2 separate regions of the Homo sapiens genome follow, and region 1 is linked to region 2. Evidence: read pairs that join two places in POLR2A ChIA-PET (ENCODE). Cell type or tissue: OCI-LY7. All regions are shown on one strand. Each heading gives the region's core, and the rest is flanking DNA. Links, peaks and the distances in the headings are about the cores only. Region 1 overlaps PUS10 (pseudouridine synthase 10). Region 2 overlaps REL (REL proto-oncogene, NF-kB subunit).

What was found. Peaks named below come from ENCODE experiments on the same cell type or tissue, not always from the same donor. Only the 100,000 strongest peaks of a DNase experiment are listed, where the experiment ranks them.
Region 1: POLR2A ChIA-PET joins it to region 2 with 6 read pairs; 3 of 35 experiments call an interaction of 5 or more read pairs at or near these places.

What each region holds. Positions count from the first base shown.
Region 1 is chr2:60,975,649-60,992,399 of GRCh38, reverse strand. All of the region lies in intron 4 of PUS10 (pseudouridine synthase 10), which reads left to right. Among named protein-coding and RNA genes, the nearest start is that of PEX13, 34 kb to the left of the region's middle. In OCI-LY7, for the core only: no CTCF peak of the experiment used is centred there; a DNase peak (open chromatin) is centred at 7,469; H3K4me3 peaks cover 1,107 bases; H3K27ac peaks cover 2,152 bases.
Region 2 is chr2:60,913,168-60,917,167 of GRCh38, reverse strand. It overlaps REL (REL proto-oncogene, NF-kB subunit), which reads right to left. Exons shown (of 10, transcript NM_001291746.2): 5 at 151-291. Among named protein-coding and RNA genes, the nearest start is that of REL, 34 kb to the right of the region's middle. In OCI-LY7, for the core only: no CTCF peak of the experiment used is centred there; no DNase peak of the experiment used is centred there.

The DNA of each region.
Region 1 (16,751 bases), core at 5,845-9,844, 69 kb before region 2:
AGTAAATCAGTAGCTAGTCATGAATGCTAAATTTGTATTCCAAAACATTTTTTTTTAAATGTAGACATGTATTAAGGTACTTCTGGCTGCGTATAGTGGCTTATGCCTATAATCCCAGCACTTTGGGAGGCTAAGACAGGGGAATCACTTGAGGCTAGAAGTTCACGACCAGCTTGGTCAACATGGCGAAAACCCGTCTCTACTAAAAATGTAATGTAAAAATTAGCTGGGTGTGGTGGCAGGCACCTGTAGTCCCAGCTACTTGGAAGCTGAGGCAGGAGAATCGCTTGAACCCAGGAAGTGGAGGTTGCAGTTAGCTGAGATCGCACCACTATACTCCAGCCTGGGTGACAGAGCGAAACCCTGTCTCAAAAAAAAAAAAAAAAAGTGCTTCTGTTGAGTAACATTCAATCTGCAACTTGTTTCTTAGGTGGCATGCAGCAACTGATATTTCAGTTACTGCTTTATTGGTCTGGCCCCAGGGAGGTGTCCCCTACCACGTTAAATTGGAGGTCATATGGTCTGTGCACAATGACTTTTCCCCTCCAATTTTCGTAATATTTATTTCTTTTTCTTGCTTTGTTGCATTGGCTAAGATCGCTAGTACATTGTTAAACAGAATTAGGGATAATGAGAATTCTTTTGGATTATTTTTCTGTTTGAATTCTACCCCCTCACACATATCATTATCTTAGAAGTTATGCATTTACAGTTTTTCCTTTACTCTTAAAAGTACTAATTAAATTGGTACTCCCATTTCTACAAAAAATAAAAAATTAGCTGGACATGGTGGTGCATGCCTGTAGTCCCAGCTATTCAAGAGGCTGAGATAGGAGGATTGTTTGAGCCCAGGAAGTTGAGGCTGCAGTGAGCCAAGATTGAGCCATTGCACTCCATCCTGGATGACAGAGTGAGACTCTCTCTCTCAAATAAAAATAAATACTTTTATCTTTCCCAGAGAATGCAAAGACCTTGGAATACTTGGATTCCTTGTATCTCTTAATTTACATTTCATTGTGTGTGTTTTAATTTGACACATGTTTAAATCTCATGTGACATTATTTTATACAAGTAATATTCTATACAATCAGTCAATATTCACAGATTTACCTACATATTCATCTTGTGTATTACCCTTTATTTCAGCTGTCATCTGGGATTATATTCTTCTGCATGAAGAATATCCTTTAGTTTAGTTTTTGTTTTTTAAAGTATAGGTCAGGCCAGGTGCAGGGACTCATGCCTGTAATCCCAGCATTTTAGGAGACTGAGGCAGGAGGATTGCCTGAGCCCAGGAGTTTGAGACCAGCCTGGGCAACATAGAGAGACTCCGTCTCTACAAAAAAATAAAATGTTAGGCCAGGCATGGTTGTTCACACCTGTAATTTCAGCACTTTAGGGGGCCAACTCAGGATCATTTGAGCCCAGGAGTTCAAGACCAGCCTGGGCAGCATAACAAGACCTCATGTCAACAAAAAATGAAGAAAGTTATCTGGGCTTGGTGGTGTGCACCTGTAGTCCCAGCTACTCAGGAGGCTGAGGTGGGAGGATTGCTTGAACCCAGACGTGGAGGCTGCAGTGAGCTGAGATTATGCCACTGCACTCCAGCCTGGACAACAGAGTGAGACCCTGTCTCAAAAGAAAAGAAAAGAAAAGAAAATTTGGACATTGATTATGAAAAATATAATTTGAAACTAAAATAATGTTCTCCTCCAGAGAGGATTTTTGTTTTCTTCTGAGTTCTAGCTAGGGGCATTAGCAATTCTGAATTACCTTAATCCAGCCACAGGGATTGCAATTACCTTAATCCAGCTACAGGGATTGCAGTGATTTGAAGTTGATCTTTAACACCTTTAAGGACTGTTCTCGTCCCCATTTACCCCTGCTTCTAGGGTGTCATGCTTCATGGTTTCAGCCAAAACATAGGGCTTATCAGGATTCCCTCTCTCTCTTCTGACAACAGATGCCCCTTAGGGAAAAGCTGCTCAAAACACCTGGCTCATCTTTGGTTCCCTTCTTCTGAATTTTGGCCCTGTAACTCTTCACTACCTTGTTAACTTTCTGATGTCTTCATGCAATTTTTTTTTAGTTGTCCAGCTTTTCTAGTTGTCCTCAGGAGGGTTGATCCACTATTAACAAATTTTCTCAACTTTGTTTTCCAATCTTGTTTAGCTTTTCATAAATAGTAATACTATGTTTTTAATTCCAAGACCTTTTCTGTTTTCTAGGTTTTTTTTCCCGTGCGTGCGTGTGAGTATGTGTATGGGTGTTTTAGAAAAATAGGATCCTATTCTTGTTAAACACAATATTTTATCTTTCTGAGAATATCAATATGTGTTGCTATTGTGTAATTTTTTTGTCTCTAGTTTCTTAAAGTTACTTTTTTCAGTTTATTTTGGTACCTTCTATGTCAAGTTGCCTGCTTATTGTTGGTGAGTTGGTCATATTGAAGAGTACAGAATAAGAAGCAGTTGAGCCTGGGCGTGGTGGCTCATGCCTGTAATCTTAGCACTTTGGGAGGCCGAGGCGGATGGATCACTTTAAGTCAGGAGTTCGAGACCAGCCTGGCCAACATGGTGAAAGCCCATCTCTACTAAAAATATATTTTTAAAAATTAGCCGGGCATGGTGGTGGGTGCCTGTAGTCCCAGCTACTTGGGAGGCTGAGGCAGGAGAATAGCTTGAGCTCAGGAGGAGGAGGTTGCAGTGAGCTGAGATTGCACTTGGGCAACAAGAGTGAAACTCTGTCTCAGAAAAAAAAAAAGAATAAGCAGTTGGAAGCTAGATATGTGAATAAAGAGGGAAGATTCACTGTGAGCTTTACCGAATACTGAGCTATCTGTCTTCATTTAGGTCTTGGGCAGGTGACATTTCTTTATAGAGATGCAGTCTCCTATCTAGCAATCTGCCAAGGTCCAAAAACGGGTGGGGCCTGGGGTTATGTGTGTATGTCATCATCTTTCTGCCTATGTTTACTCAGTGAAGTATTAATGCCCTTAAATGTGACTCAAAAGACTCAATCAAAAGACCTTCATTTTACCATCTCCAGGAAATAAAACTCTGTTCTTTTACTAGGGTTAGAGAGGGACATTCACCTGGCTGCATGGAGTGGGGTAGGGGATCTGAGAATCTGCCTCTTTTGCAAACAGTCAATTTTCTTTATTCCTACCCTTTACCTTCCACCACCACTTCCAGAATTCCTTGGTGCTGCTTATTTCCAGAATTCCTTGGTGCTGCTTAACTCCTGTTTTTATTGTGGAGTATTCATTTCTTCTGCTGCCAATTTAGGATTCAACTTTTGGGATGTCTGCTAAGTCCTTTACCACTGTTCAATCTGCTTTCTAGCTTTCAAATTGTTGCTATTCCCTGCACTCCTACTGTCCCCATCCTAGTGGATTTTATGCAGTTTTAACAAACCTCTGTACTGCTGTTTTAGGGGCTTAACAAAAGCGCATGCCTGGCCAGGTGGTGGGGCTCATGCCTGTAATCCCAGCACTTTGAGAAGCCAAGGCAGGTGGATCACCTGAGGTCAGGAGTTTGAGACCAGCCTGGCCAACCTGGCAAAACCCCGTCTCTACTAAAAAAAAAAAAAAAAAAATTAACCCGGTATGGTGGCGCGCACTTGTAATCCCAGCTATTCGGGAGGCTGAGGCAGGAGAATCACCTGAACCCAGGAGGCAGAGGTTGCAGTGAGCCGAGATTGCACCGTTGCACTCCAGCCTGGGCTACAGAGCAAGACTCCATCTCAAAAAACAAACAAACAAAAACCGCATCCTCAAATTTGATCTTCCCTTTTTACCAAGAAGGCCAGTTATATTTGTTTACTTTTAAGATAAAATTTTTGCATTTGTCTAATTTTAATTTGTATTATAGTTACATTATTTGTATTTACTGCATTAAGCAAATTACTAAGACCAAAGTGTACTATATTGTTTTTTTTTCATCTGTAAGATCAGAAATACTTTCTTACACTAAAGCAACCCTAATGGAAATCTACCAATCTAGTTTTTATTTTACAAACTAATTACAGGGAGGACTATGAGGAGAAAACATGTCAAAATTTTATTTATAGTAGTTTATATTCTTTTTGGCAATTAATATTAGAATTTACACCTAACAGTGACCCTTAGAATGTTTGCAGATTTTAAGGTTATGTAATGGAGGAGTAGTTGGCTAAAGAGAAATGTAGAAAAAATTCATTACTGGTTATTCTCATAATGTATTTAATAATCATTTTTGACATCTCGTGAGCCTAGGCCTTTTAAAGTTTGTTTAGTTATTTAATTAAATTTATTTATTTATTTATTTATTTTAGACGGAGTCTTGCTCTCTCACCCAGGCTGGAGTGCAGTGGTACGATCTCAGCTCACTGCACCCTCCTCCTCCCAGGTTCAAGAGATTCTCCTGCCTCAGCCTCCCAAATAGCTGGGACTACAGGCGTGTGCCACCATGCCTGGCTAATTTTTTTTTTTTTTCTTGAGACAGAGGCTCTCTGTGTCCCCCAGGCTGGAGTGCAGTCGCATGATCTAGGCTCACTGCCAGTTTAGTATGCCTCCACCTCCTGGGCTCAAGCTTTTCTCCTACCTCAGCCTTATGAGCAGCAGAGATTACAGGCAGGCCCAGCTAATTTTTGTGTTTTTAGTAGAGATGGGGTTTCGTGATGTTGGCCAAGCTTGTCTCGAACTCCTGACCTCAAGTGATCTGCCCGCTTCAGCATCCCAAAGTGCGGCACGAGCCACTGCACTGACCTGTTTAGCTATTTTAGCTTCTATTTTTATATCATACTGTACACAATTAGTGGTGATATATGAATAGCTCATCACATTGCCATTCTCCAAAAATTTGCTTGAAATTTCCCACACACCAAAGCTTTGTCATTAGACCTTGCCTTTAGACAGGTTGTCACCAAATTATTTTCAGGAATCTGTGGTTCCTTTTTTCTTCTTCCTTTTTTTTCTCTCTCTCTCACTTTCTATATTTTTCTCCTTCTCTTTCTTCCTCCCTCCCTTCCTCTCTTCCTTGCAAATATTACATCAAGGTGTCCTAATAAAGATAGTGGCAGGATTTAAATTGGACAGGAATTAAGGTCCAGGGACCCCTGCCTTTCTCCTTTCCCGTGTCTTATTGCATTTTGTCACTGGGTGTGTGGTTAAATCTGCCTTGGTCATTCATTACGTCTTGCACACCTGTTAACAAGCATTCATAGCTAGAAACTAACCCACTGCAGATACTGTTCCATTCTCAGATTCATGGCAAATTTTGATAAATATCATATCATCTACTTTAAACTTTTAGACTAAAACTAGAAAATTTGGAAAGATCAAAGCTTGAGGAGATCCTTTTTAATTTAATGGATTTTAAGAAGCAACTTAATTTATTTTTCGAATTACTGAACAGAGAGTCAGAAGACCTGTATTATAAAAACAACAATTAACATTCTCATAAACTATCTCATTTAAACTTCCAATTTTACAAGAAACCTCTTTTTTCCTGTCTTCTAGATGGGGAAAGAAACACCCAAAGGGCACAGAACTTGCTCTAAATCACTTGCTGGCTAAGTAGGAGAGAGAGCTTGAACCCAGTTCTTTCTGTCTCCGAATCCCTTGCTTTGTTTGGGATTCTTTATGACCTCCTTCCTATGCTGTTCTGATACTACTTAGGCAAGTCCCTGGAAAGAAAAGGAGATGGCAGGCACACTAAACTAGCAGATTGAAGAGTTAACTGTTTATATTGGAAAGATTTTGTTTGAAGTTTTTGGTGTATTGCTTTAATAAATTTAGAAAGACTTAAATATCAACAGCTTGACATATAACCAAACCTATTTTTCACAAAATTCATATAATTTTAAGAAAAGTGCAAAATTCACTAAGTTTAGGAAGATGTTTCTTTAAAAATAAAATTATGATATATGGGGCTTGTGTGCATTTCACAGTTTACAAAGCATTCATTCTATATCATAATACCTCTAAAATTTAGCTGTTGCATTTATGGGGAATGAGGTTTACCTTCAAATAAATGGGTAACTCTTCTCTTTGAAATGAAAATAAAATATAGAAAATTTTAAAACAGGTAGTTTTATTACATTCAAATGCATGTGGTAACTTAAACTAGGTCAACATAGTCCATTCATTAAATTTCAGCTTGAAAGAATCCTTGGAGTTATCTTTTAATGAATAGATAAAACCAAATTTGTAATTAGCATGTTAATTATATGGTCTTTAAAAATGTATGGGAGAGCACTTTAAAACTGTTTTTTTAAAACATTTAAAGCATTGTCCCTGAAAATCTGGTTTGTGTTATTGATCTATCAATGAAGGAAGTACTTGCTAAAGAAAGGTAAATCCTCCCCAACCCATTCAAAAACATCACACATTCTGAATTAGTAGGTACTTTTAATGCATTTTCCTTTGATTTCCCTGATGCAAAAGTAGAAGTAACTTTTTTTTTTTTTTTTTTTTTTTTGGTGAAGTCTGGTTTCTCCTATAACAAGTGTTCTAATCTTACGAGCATATTTCTGAAGGATTGCAGACCCAACCTAGAGTAAACCCATTAGATACGGCCCCATCCAAATAAGACACTGAGGAATAAAAAAGAGAAAAGGCCGGGTGCAGTGGCTAACACCTCTGTAGTCCCAGAACTTTAGGAAGCTAGATGGGTGGATTGCTTGAGGCCAGGAGTTCAAGACTAACCTGGCCAACATGGCGAAACCCCATCTCTACTAAAAATACAAAAATTAGCTGGCTGTGGTGGCACATGCCTGTAATTCCCGCTACTCGGGAGGCTGAGGTGTTAGAATCGCTTGAACCCAGGAATCAGAGGTTGTAGTGAGCTGAGATCATGCCACTGCACTCCAGCTTGAGCAACACAGTGAGATCCTGTTTCAAAAAAAAAGAGAGAAAAAAATATTTCATCTTTAGCACAAAGTCCTCATAGAAATAATAAATTTCAAAAAACCTATAAATTTTTCAAAAGTAAAAATTTATTCTCATCCCAAAAATAGAAACTGTTTTGTACTGTTCCTCTGTTTTTCATTGCTGAGAGGTGATAGTGAAGCAGCAAGGATCCTATAAATATAGTACATTTTAAAATAAAATAGACCTCAACCTATTAGATAATATTTAAATGAGGATTCCTCAAACTAATAGTACCCAAGCAAATATACTATGTAACACTTTAAAATTTTGTGATCTAATATTCCTTTTAATTTCTTTTTAGTAAATTGATTTGATAATAAATTGAGATATAATTCATTTTAGCAAACTTACTGTTATACAAAAGATAACTTAGATAATTGGTTGTGAGTTTTTAAAATAACCTTTAAATTTCTGAAAAGGATTCACAAGTATTACATTTAATTTTTTTCTTTTTTAAATTATAAAAACAGCACATGCTTACTGAAAGTGCCAAACAACTCAGAAGTATGTAAAGTTAACATTAGTCTCTCTCTTTCTCTTCCTCTTTTCTACTTCCCATTTTCTGGAGTAACATTTTGGTAATCTCTTTCTGAGACCTTTTGCTATATACATATTAACGTATACCTGCATGTACTGCACATAGTTTGGGTTTGTTTGCTTTAGTGAAACATACATGTCCTGCAAACTTTTTACCTTGCAACAACCATTGACAACCTTCAACTGTGTTAGAACTTACAGAGCTCACATATGCATATATGAGCTTTCCCGTACAGATGGTTAAATCAGAATTTCTTAAATTAATTCATTTATCCAGTTGAAGAATATTCAGATCACCTTCAGTTTTCAGTTTTTATTATTATAAATGGAATTTGCAATGAACATACTTGTATATGGAGTCTAGTATTTCTATATTTTGGTCTGATAAATTCTTAGAATTGGAACTGCTGAATTGATGGGAATACAGATTTAGAATTGTGATAGGTATTTCCAAATTGCCCTCCTAAAAGGTGGTACCAGTTTACAGCAGTGTATTACAACCCCATGTCTTTTTCAAACCTGAAGTTACACTCTTCGGTATTTTCTAACCTATATGCAAAAGTTTTCTTGTTTTAGTTCACACTTGTACTATTTGATTTTCAGGTGAACTTTTACATCTTTTTATATGTTTACTAGCCATCTGGGTTTCTATTTTCTGGTTATTTGGCTTTTTAAAATTGATTAGTAAGTGCTCTTTGGACATAGTGACTATTAATCTTTCATCAATTCTGTTTCTCCCACCCAGCCTGACATTTGCCATTTACCTTTGTTTGTGGTCATTTAACAAACATAAATTTCTAATTTTATGGAACTTTTCATCTAGGAACAAATTTATCTGTACTTTTTCAATATTTGTTTTGATCTTTCAATTATATTATAGTTTTTCCTCACACATTTATTTATTCCTATGTGTTTTTAAATGTTTTTTATTTTTGATTTTAGTTGAAATTTGAGTGGAATCTCTTTTTCCCATAATTTTTTTTCTTTGGCTATTAGGAAAGTAATATATGCATGTTTGTAGGTGTGTGTGTTTAATGTTTGTCTTGGAACTGACTAACTTGCAGGTCTCTATTATTAATCCTAGTGGTTTTTCAGTTATTATCTAGGTATGCAGTTACCTTATTTGCAAATAATGATAGTTTTGTCATTTCTTTTTTACTATTTTAAAAATATATACAGTATATTTAGGTGTATCATATGTGTATATTTTAATACTAAGTATATTGTTAGCTCTATTCTGATAGGTACACTTTATCTAATTTTTTTTTTTTTGAGATGCAATTTTGCTCTTGTTGCCAAGGCTGAAGTGCAATGATGCGATCTCGGCTCACTGCAACCTCCGCCTCCCTGGTTCAAGCGATTCTCCTGCCTCAGCTTTCTGAGTAGCTGGGATTACATGCGCTACCATGCTCAGCTAATTTTTTTGTATTTTTTAGTAGAGAGGGGTTTCACCATGTTGGTCAGGCTGGTCTCAAACTCCTGACCTCAGGTGATCCACCTGCCTCAGCCTCGCAAAGTGCTGGGATTACAGGCGTGAGCCACCGCGCCCAGCCTATCCTTTATTTAATGAAATTTGCTTCTATTCCAAGTATAGTATGTTGTGTTAAAAATAATAAATAGATATTTGTAATAATTATATTTTTCTCCTTTTATCTATTTTGTAGTCAAGTAAACTAATAATTTCCTTGTGTTGAATTTGTGTTGTTTTCTTGAAATAAGCATTTTTCATTCTGATTATAGTAACAATTAGACTTAAGGGCTGGGTGTGGTGGCTTATGCCTGTAATCCCAGCACTTTGGGAGACCAAGGCAGGAGGATTGCTTAAGGCCAGGATTTTGAAACCAGCATGGTCAACGTAGTGAGACCCCCATCTCTACCAAGACAAAAAATTAGCTAGGTATGGTGGTGCATGCCTGTAGTCCCAGCTACTCAAGACTATATTTTTGTCTGATAAATTCTTAGAATTGGAAATGCTGAATTGAAGGGAATACAATTCAGCTGGCTGAGGTGGAGGATCACTTGAGCCTGGGAGTTAGAGGCTGCAGTGAGTCATGATCGCGCCACTGAGCTCCAGCCTGGGTGTCAGAAAGAGACCCTGTCTCAAAAAAAAAAAAATTCGACTTAATATTTTATTTAGGATATTTACATACATAGATATTTGGTTTAGGTATTAAATCATGCAATTAGATTTTATATTAGATTATGTAAAACTTTTGGAAAGAACTGTGAGGTTTTCTTACGCTTTGAAAATTTTAACAACAAAGAAATTATCTGTTTTTGTTTCTTGAAATGTTGTTAAATTCACTTATAAAATGATATTAGATGGTTATAAAGGTAGGTCTTTATTACTTTTTCAATTTCTTCTATTAAAAGTTATTGTTCTATCTGGCCAGGCATGGTGGCTCACGCCTGTAATCCCAGCACTTTGGGAGGCTGAGGCAGATGGATCATTTGAGGTCAGGAGTTTGAGACCAGCCTGGCCAACATTGCAAAACCCTGCCTCTACTAAAAATACAAAAATTAGCTGGGTGTGGTGGTGCACACCTGTAATCCCAGCTACTCGGGAGGCTGAGACACAAGCATTGCATGAACCCAGGAGGTGGAAGTTTCAGTAAGCCAAGATCGTGCCACTGCACTGCAGCCTGGGTGACAGAGCAAGACTCTGTCTCCAAAAAATAAATAAATAAATAAATAAAATAAATAAATAAATCCAGGGATCAAGATAAAGACAGATTTTCTGGAGAGAGGAGAGAAGTAAGTATACGGAGTTCCTGCTGGAGTCAGGCAGTCCTGTAGTCCTGGGACCAAATACCTGCATTGTGACTAGGAGGAAGTTAGAGGCCTCTTTATTTTTTTATTATTTTTATTTTTTTAATGGAGATGGAAAAAGAAAAGTTATTGGTCAATCTGTTTTTTCCCTCTTCTTGAGTCAAATTTTGATTAATTAAATATTAGCTATTTAATTACCAAATAATTAATTTGTTACTTTACTTTCCTTCAAAATTGTTTGTTTCAAAGTGTGGTCTAGCAACCCCTAGAAGTCCTTGCAAGGGGTTCACGAGGTCAAAAGTATTTTTATAGTTTATAATAATTTGCTTTTTTCACTCTCATTCTTTTAAGAGTATACAGTGGAGTTTTCCAGAGGCTATGTGATTACAGCAAATTGAATGTAGAGGCAGAATGAAAATCCAGGTATCTCCTATTAAGATGTATATTAAAGAGATTTGCAAAAATGTACCACAGCATCAGTTTTCTCACTAAATTATTTTGTTTGAAAAATATATTTTTCAAGAAAAGTTATTTATGTTAACACATAATGGATTTATTACTTTGTCATTAATTTTTAATGAATTAATAAATATTTTTTAGGCCAGGCACGGTGGCTCACGCCAATAATCCCAGCACTTTGGGAGGCCAAGGCAGGCAGATCACCTGAGGTCAGGAGTTCAAGACTAGCCTGGCCAACATGGTGAAACCCCATCTCCACTAAAATACAAAAATTAGCTAGATGTGGTGGCGGGCACCTGTAATCCCAGCTACTTGGGAGGCTGAGGCAGGAGAATCGCTTGAACCTGGGAGGCAAAAGTTGCAGTGAGCCGAAATCTTGCTGTTGCACTCCAGCCTGGGTGACAGAGCGAGACTCAGTCTCAAAAAAAATAATTTAATTTATGGTTTTAATTGCTAATATGGTAAATATTGATAGCTATAACCAACATAAACAAAAGCTACTTGAGGTTCTTAAAAACTTAAGAATGTAGGCTTGGCGTGGTGGCTCACACCTGTAATCCCAGCACTTTGCGAGGCCAAGGCAGGTGGATCACCTGAGGTCAGGAGTTTGAGACAAGCCTGGCCAACATGGCGAAACCCCATCTCTACTAAAAAAATACAAAAATTAGCCAGGCATGGTGGCGCGTGCCTGTAGTCCCAGCTACTCAGGAGGCTGAGGCAGGAGAATCGCTTGAGCCCAGGAGGAGAGGTTGCAGTGAGACGAGATTGTGTCATTGCACTCCAGCCTGGGCAACAGAGTGAGTCTCTGTCTCATAAAAAAAAGAATGTAATGGGTCCTTAACCAAACTGTTAGAGAACCACTGATCTACATATAACAATTTAATTTTTTTGAAGGTGCCTGTACTCATCTTCTATAATTCTTTAAATCTTCTTTGAATAGAATAGTCTACTGTACGTGTGTATATATCTTCATCTATATATATAATTACATTTTACATGCATTTTTGTTTTTACACATTTATTGTGTGTTCATGTGTGTTTGTCAGCAGAACTGCAACTTAAATGGAAGCACTGACCTACTTGGTGTTTTGGTTCTTTCTTGTGGCTGATTTTGTCCACAGGCCAAGTTTCTATAAGTGATTTAGTTATGTGAGCTAGTGGATTTCTGATGATAGTGTTGGATGAAAGGCACAGAGTTCCGTAGCCACAGGCAGGAACAGTTGGTGGGAGATGGGTGGTCCTCCAGGGAAGCTGCCATCACAGGTCAGCCTTATCCTCTGATGGTTGTGCTGGATTTCTTGCAACTTGTATTGTGCTCAAGGCAGGAACTCAGAGGTATCCTTAGAATGGGGCTTCACTGTACAAAGTCCTGGCCACTATAAATGTTTCAGAGAAGATGCTGGCTCTCTAAAACCAAATTCAAAGAGGGAGTACATTTGCACTTCTCAGCCACACCCGGCTGCCAACAGATGTTTGAGATCCTTGTTTCACTGAGGTTATTAACTCTAGAGTTACCTGAAATTCAGTTGCTATGTGTGTTCTCTCTCATTTTCATATGACACTAAAGAACAGTACTGAGCCATATCTGTCTTCATTTATCTATCCCAGAGCCTTTTCTTTATTGTAACTGTTGTGTCTTTTCTGATCCCCCTCCCTGCTTCTACTCCTACCCCACCCCACTTGCAGAATTTCCTCTTGTTATTTCCAATCAAATCCTTCATTTCTAAACAAACATCAGCACCTACAGTGTTGGAAGATGCAATACAATTTCCTTAAAACTCACAACATAAAAATAGCAATTCCAGGAACTGGAGTAATAGAGCTGTAAAACCTAATTTGGCCCCACAGATTCATTCTATGCTGATCTGTCCTTGCTTTTCCCCTCTTGACTTGTCCAAAAAGAAGATCTTCAACCTTTTCAATGCTATCTAAAAGTTCTTATTGCCAAAGTAGAGAGAAAACCTAGAGTTAAATGATCTCTTCTTATGTCTCACTTCATTTTCTTTTTTCTCAACCATGTAGGGAAAGAAAAGAGGATTTTGATGGGTTTTTAAACATGGCCAACATAGGTTTTATTTATCAGAGGAGACACCTAGATTCAGTCTGTTACATTCATTTAATCACACGTCTGACATCCAAGCCTTTGGGGAAAAGAAGAAAGTTTTGAGATGGGGAGGTGGCGGGGGTGAGGAGATGGTGGTGGTGCAAGAGTCAACTAAGTGGTAGATCAAACAGTGGTTATAGGAAAATATTCCCCCTTCCTCTCTTACCTTCCTCTTTTTTGCCACCACGCCTGAGACACAAGGAGAGGCAGATGTTCAAGGTTATAGCATGCTGCCACAACCCTGACACACGGTGAGGCACAGGCCCTGATGGAGCAGAAGCTTAAGGCACTAGCATGCTGGGGATGGGGAGGAGGAGAAGGAGGAAATCTTAGGCAGTGGTCTGGATAGAGAGAAGGAAGAAGAATTTCTCTTGTCACTAACCTCCTTATTGAGCCCAGTTTCCAAATGGCTATTACAGTGCAAGAAAAAATTACATAAATGTTTGTATGTATGTATGCATATGTGTATGTGTATGTGTATGTGTATGTGTATGTGTATGTGTATGTGTATGTGTTGGGAGAAGAGTTTGGAGCAGGGGGTACTGCTAAATGCCTCCAGCTGCCCACACAACTATTGTCATTTTTCTATTGTCATTATTCTCAGTCTATATTTATTTTATCTTTGTTATTATAAATGAGTCCAAGAGATGTGTAAGATTCAAAAGAATATAGTTTGAAGGGCATTGGTGGTGATTTAGAAACCTCAACATCACTGCCAATCAGCAAGTCCTGCCAATCTGTGTTCTCAATAGTTCTTAAAGTTGCCTACACTTTATCATCACTAGCATTGCTGTAATATATTTTTTCTTGCTTGAATTACTGCTTTAGTTTACGACAAATCTTCCTTTTCTTTAATTCCCATCTTTTTCTTCTAATTCACAATGCAACCAGAGTGGGCATTCCTGAAGACAAATATGATCATGCTACTTCATTCCTTAAAATCCTTCTGTGGGACCATATTGCCTTAAGGGGAATATCTAAACCCCTTAGTATGGGTCCAGTAGTTCTGTGATCTAAGTCCTGCTTCCTCCTTTGCATTTCCCAGCCACACATCCTCAGTTCTTTAGGGACCACTGACATAGTCCCCAGAACCTTCCCAGTGCTCTCTGGCATTTGCACCTTTGGGTTTCCTCTGTTTGGAACATACTTTCCACGTTTTTCACCCTGTGAATTCTTTTTTTTTTTTTTTTTTTTTTAAGATGGAGTCTCACTCTGTTGCCCAGGCTGGAGTACAGTGGTGCAATCTCAGCTCACTGCAACTTCCGCCTCCCAGGTTCAAGCGATTCTCCTGCCTCAGTCTCCCTAGTAGCTGGGATTACAGGTGCGCACCACCACACCCGGCTAATTTTTGTATTTTTAGTAGAGATGGGGTTTCACCATGTTGGCCAGGGTGGTCTTGAACTCCTGGCCTCAGGTGATCCACCCTCCTCAGCCTCCCAAAGTGCTGGGATTATAGGCGGGAGCCCCAAGCCGGCCTGCCCTGTGAATTGTAAGTAGCTGATCCTTCGAAGCTCAGATTAGGTGTCACTTCTCCTGCAAGACTGAGCCGAGGATCCTTTACATGCCCCTCCTAAGTGTGTCTCTGTCTCAGCCCCCACCACTCTGTATTTTAATTATTTTCATTACTGTTACTATTAATAGCTTAATGTTTATTATCGTTTTGTCTTAGTTCATGGGTTTGCTCATGGGCAGAGACTGTTTTTTTATCTCTGCATTCTCAATTGCAATCTCACCACATAGGCAGTACCCCCTAAATAAATTGAATACCTTCCTCTTACGGTTTGAGAAACCCAGAGAGAGAAGCCACCTTGCTAGTGATCACATAAGAGAAGCAGAGCCTGCCTTTTGATCTAGTGTTTGTTTCCCTCCATCAGGAATTACAGACTCAGATGTCTATAAGAGCCAGATAGACAACAAAAATGAGAAAAGTGGGCTGGACACATTCTCTCATTTTTCTGGAAAATATGACTTTCTCACAGTATACTTTCCCATGTATGATAAAGAAATATTTTAGCACAAGACATATTTTCCTCTTAAACTACCACACAAGAAAAACAATAGTACAAAAATGATGGTTATATTGCAACTTGATGAATTATAGAAGATTCAAATATCAAATGTTTCTTTGTGCTGCCGCGAGTCTTGGCCTATACGTAAATGAATCACATCTCATGTTATGGTTTCAGTCTTTGGGTTCATGACCTAGCTTGGCAATCAAAACCTTCTGAACTTTCCAGTTTCATCTTTAATCGCTGAACCCCTAACCTCACTTATGAACACACATAACATACCCCAAAGTGTCCAACTTTACTGAATTGTAGTTTTGCAACACACCATTTTTAACACCTCTCTCTGTCTCTATCCTTTCTCCATCACCTCTGCTTGAATCAACTTCAATCCCTGTTCCTACTGTCACCCACTCTCATTATTTGGTACTAGATGAACCTCTAACTCAGAAAGCTCAAACACCATTCCCGGGCATAGACCTTCTGGTCTATGGTGTGTGTGTTAGTGTTAGCAGAGTACACAAGCACTTTAGCAAGCACTTATTCAACTGCCCCATTTAGGACTTGCCTAACATTCTCCAATAAAGTTAAACATAGTCCAGGATTAAATTGTGTTTTCTTAATTTTCCAGAGGTGACATACTGCCTCTGGTATCAAATTTGATTAAACCTGATAACTTTAATGCCATTTGCTTCTGTTGGGGAGGAAAAATTTTTTTGTTTACTCTAGAGAATAGATTTTTTTCTATTCACTAAGGGACAGAACATTTATCAAAATTATCTTGGTGATTTGAAAGGGAGAAATATACTTCTTTTTCCTTGCCAGAAGCAGGTCCAGGGCATTATTAGCTTGTGGTAACAATTGAATAATCCAGCAATGCTGACTTATTTGAGATTCAGCCTTTAAGCCCCTGCTGTGTGGTTAGTTCTGTCCAATCTGCTGGCATGCTGGAGCAGGGAGCCTGCAGAGGCTTTGGAAGGAAAAACCATTTAACAAGTCTCAGATACTAAAGACATTTGATTTAATTTCATGTGTTACACATGGTTACCTGGTTTCCCTTGGCAACCTCCAGTTCCGCCCTACTTTATAATTAGAGGATGGTGGGATACATTGCAGACTTGATGACATCACCTGGAAGTGACTTGTAGAGAACAGAGTTTGCTTCAAAAGAAGAGACACAAAGGTCACTAAGAAAAGACGGAAGAGTCTGAGGTTCCTTAAAGAAGAGACAGATAGCTCTCTATAGCTCAGATTTCATTGAAGAGGGAGGTTTCAGAACTAGCTATAGCAAAGCAGTTTGGAAATATGACGGAATGAGATCAAGTCCTGTAAATCTTTTAAGGTATAAATCTGAATTTTATTATTTGTAAAGTACAGATAAGGTTTCAGTTCAACAACAGTATTAATTACCATTTATTCAGTATTTGCCAGGAATATGACTTGGGTCTTTACAAACACATTAAATCATCACAATAGTCCTGCAAGGGAAGTATTAATATTTTTGTATATATAAGGACATGTGTTTATTGATCTCTTAAAGAAGGAGGCTGGGCCAGGAGAGGTGGCTCATGCCTGTAATCCCAGCACTTTGAGAGGCCGAGGTAGGCAGATCACTTAAGGTCAGGAGTTTCAGACCAGCCTGGCCAACATGATGAAACCCGGTCTCTACTAAAAATATAAAAATTAGCTGGATGTGGTGGCGGGTGCCTGTACTCCCAGGTACTTAGGAGGCTGAGGCAGGAGAATCGTTTGAAACGGGGAGGAGGAGGGTGCAGTGAGCCGAGATCGTGCTACAGCACTCCAGCCTGGGTGACAGAGTGAGACTCTGTCTCAAAATAAAAGAAAAAAAACAAAGAAAAAGAATGAGGCTGAAGGAAGGGCGGGACAAAATTAACTACAAGGTTTCAGTTTTAGGAGACCATTATTCTTTTTTTTTTTTTTTTTTGAATGCTCCCTAAGTCCC
Region 2 (4,000 bases), core at 1-4,000:
AAGATTTCCTTTCTGTTATATATTTCTCTAATGTCTGGAAGTTTTCCTATCATGAATATATTGTTTTCCTAATTACCAAAATAATTTTAAGAATTAAACTATTACAAAAAACAAGTTAAGACTACAAATATAAGAAAATGAAGTACTTACGGTTGTCATAAATTGGGTTCGAGACAACAGGAGGAAGAGCAGTCGTCAAATTACCATGTTCATCAGGGAGAAAAACTTGAAAACACAGTCTCACCACATTGAGGTCACAATCTTCAATATCATTCAGCTGTTTTTCAGGGACTGAATAGAAAAAAAAAATTTTTTAAATGTAATAGTCACATAGACCTAAAGACTTGCTAGGTCCTCCTCCCTGCCCATTATAGCCAATAACCTTGAATAGCATCCAAATATGTATGAATAAAAATAGAACAGTATACAATCTCAAGAATGCCTTTTATCATTCTTATCAAGTAATCACTATCTAACAGTATTTGATAAATTATAGCCATGTTCAGGAAGTAACTATCCCCTCACCTGGGATTTAAAGCAAAATCCCAAGTTGACATTAATAACAAATCAAAGTTTTAAAAAATAGTTGCAGGTTTGTACACAACAAAGAATGGCATTTACCCATTCATTCAACAAGTATGTATTTGGTCCAGTTGTTGTGTTAAGGACTCTGTAAATTATCTCCTAAATCTGTACAAGAATTACTTTCATCCCCATTTTACAAACGAGGAACTGAGTTTAGTTCGTTTTTTTGACATGGGGGTCTCACTCTGTTGCCCAGGCTGGAGTGCAGTGATGCGATTTTGGTTCACCTCAACCTCCGCCTCCCAGGCTCAAGTGATCTTCCCATCTCAGCCTCCTGAGTAGCTGGGACTACAGGCACATGCCACCACGCCCAGCTAATTTTTCTATTTTTTTGTAGAGATGGGGTTTCACTATGTTGCCCAGGGTGGTCTCAAACTCCCAGGCTCAAGTGATCCACCCACCTTGGCCTCCCAAAGTGTTGGGATTATGGGCGTGAGCCACTGAGCCTGGCCTGGAACTGACTGTAAAGAGATGAATTACTTGCCCAAAGTTTCACAGTGACAGGGTGGAAATGTGAACTCAAGTCATTAAATTTAGAGCCTATGCTTTTAAAAATTGAAATCTATTAGAAAATTGTACATGTGTTGTACATAAAAATGACATACACAAGAGTATCTACTAAATGTGGATCAACATTTTAAGGATGAAATACCAAGAAACAAAAAAATGTTAAGATAGCTAGTTTCCATAAGAAATTTTACGTGCAAACTTAAAAAATGTTTTAATTAAAAATTTTACAGTTCTATAAAACTAGAAAAGCTCATGATAGAATATAGTATAATAGTTTGTTAAATTAGTATTTGAACCAGAAATCCAGTTCCAAAAGAAAATATTGCCTTTTCAAATGCCATAAGCTATAGCAATAAGTCATATTTTTAAAAAGCAAGACATGCACATTATTTACATAACAATTTTACTTTGCAAAGTATTAAATTTTGAAACACTAAATTTAGAAACATAGTTAAGCCCAAATTCCTTATTTTACAGGCAATAACTAATAAAACTGATAATGTATTTTGTACTGTTTTTATTTAATGACATTGAGAGTCTACTTAGCTATCACAACATTTATAAGTATCCCAGTATTAGCATTCTTATGCTTAATCTTTGAAACAGTGCATAAAAACACATCTGTACTCTGTACAACTGAAAGGTCAAAATGTTATGATACCAACACTTGTGTTACAGCAGCATACTCTACTGGCACTATTGTGTAGGCAATATGAGAGCTACCTCTTCAAAATCCATTTTTACAGCATTATAAATGTAGCATTCAAGATATTAGTGTCTCTCAATTGCAAAGATGAGTAATCAATATGCAAAAAAGATAAATTTGTAGCTAGATGTTCCTGGTAAGTTTAAAAACAAACCTATGTGAACTCTGTGAATGGATAAACAAAGTGTGGTATAGACCTACAATGGAATAAACTCAGCAATAAAAGAGAACAAACTGGCCAGGCGTGGTGGCTCACACCTGTAATCCCAGCACTTTGGGAGGCCGAGGTGGGTGGATCATGAGGTTGGGAGATCGAGACCATCCTGGCTAACACGGTGAAACCCCGCCTCTACTAAAAATACAAAAAATTAGCCAGGCGTGGTGGCGGGCGCCTATAATCCCAGCTACTTGGGAGGCTGAGGCAGGAGAATGGTGAACCCGAGAGGCAGAGCTTGCAGTGAGCCGAAATTGTGCCACTGCACTCCAGCCTGGGCGACAGAGCAAGACTCCATCTCAAAAAAAAAAAAAAAACAAAAAAACAAGCTATGGGTATACACTCCCAAATGAATGTATCTCAAAACCATGTTGAGCAAAAGAAACCAGATACAAAAGTATACTGTATGCTTCCATTTACATGCAGTTTTAGAAAAGATTAATCTCCAGTGACAGAAGGCAGATTAGTAATTGCCTGAGGCAGAGGCAGGGTAGGGAACTGAGCGAGAAGGGGACCAGGGAAATTTTAGGGGGTGATGGAAATGTTCCATAGCTTGATTGTGGTTATGTAGCAGGACATATTCGGGTAGATTTTATTGTATCTCAATAAAAGTTTATTTTAAATATTTTTAAATGGCACATAAAAGAAAAATAAACAAACTGGTCAATAAGCCAAAGTTCAAAAACATTTAGTCACATAATAGTTCTACTACAGGGAAGAAATTCTACTTACTTCTCAAAAAAAATCACTGTTTATGAGATTTTGCTTTGAATCTTCTCAATGTGTGGAAATACAATTACTACTGCATCAGAATTACTTTCATCTCTGCACAACATGGTTAAAAACTACTGACAGGCAAGAATCATGACAGATACCCGTTTTTACCCAATGCAAGATTCAGTGTAAGGCTGAAACCCCAGCTCAAAGCTTCTTTTCTATAAAGCCTAACTTCATCCTCTGCAATGGAGGGAATATTTCTCCTCTCTAAATCAGTGCAAGACTTGACCTATACCTTTCTTATGCCCTTAAAAGTTTTAAAATCTTACATGATAATCATTTATGTATGCCTCTTCTATCCTATTAGACAAAGTTTCAAATGAAGTCAGAAGGGATGTCTGATGTATCTCCACTAGGTGTTGAACCTAGTAGTGATATTTATTATACATTTTCTCAATTAACATAAATGACTGAAGAATTACTTAAAGTCCTATTGAACAACCAAACATTTAGATACTTTTACAAGTTACTGAAGAAAGCATAAAGTAAACGTTAATAAAAAGAAGTTCTACTTTGGTAATGATAGATGATAATCTGTAAACTGGACCAATTCAACCATGAGAATAAAGTGGACAAAATATGAAACAAAATTTCTCTAATGACATTAGAGAGCTAACAAGGTCATGAAAAACCATGCGACCAAGATATGAGAGAAGAAAACCCACAGTTCAGAATGAGAGGCCACTTTTATCTGAATATAGCCTGACAATTTTCTAAGAGATGGTTAAGAAGATTGAGATGAACTCTCAATAAACTATAGGGAAAAAATAAAGGAGTTGAGAGTTTGCCAAGGATGTGGGATCTGATAAATACCCAAGGCTTTGGGGGATTTGAGGTCTGAAAGAGCTATACCCTAGGAGTAAGGGTGAACTGGAAACATATCAGATTTCAGGGATGAAAGCCCAACTTCAAATAACCTAAATCATTCACTGATTTTAGGTGACCTGGGATTGCTAGTGTACCCGGCCACTAGCCAGAAGAAAATTTTCTGCAGGGAGATAATATTGTAGGCCTAAAATCTTTACTCTTTTTCACAGAAAATGACTGGTATTTTATCTTAAATAACCACACATATGAGGAGGCAAAATAAAAAATTTTTTTTTAAAAGAAAGCAACAGGCAATAAAAACATACCACAAAGGATCCAAATAATGAAGTTTTCAGACATATAATTTAAAGTAACTATACTTAATATATTCAAGGAATTAA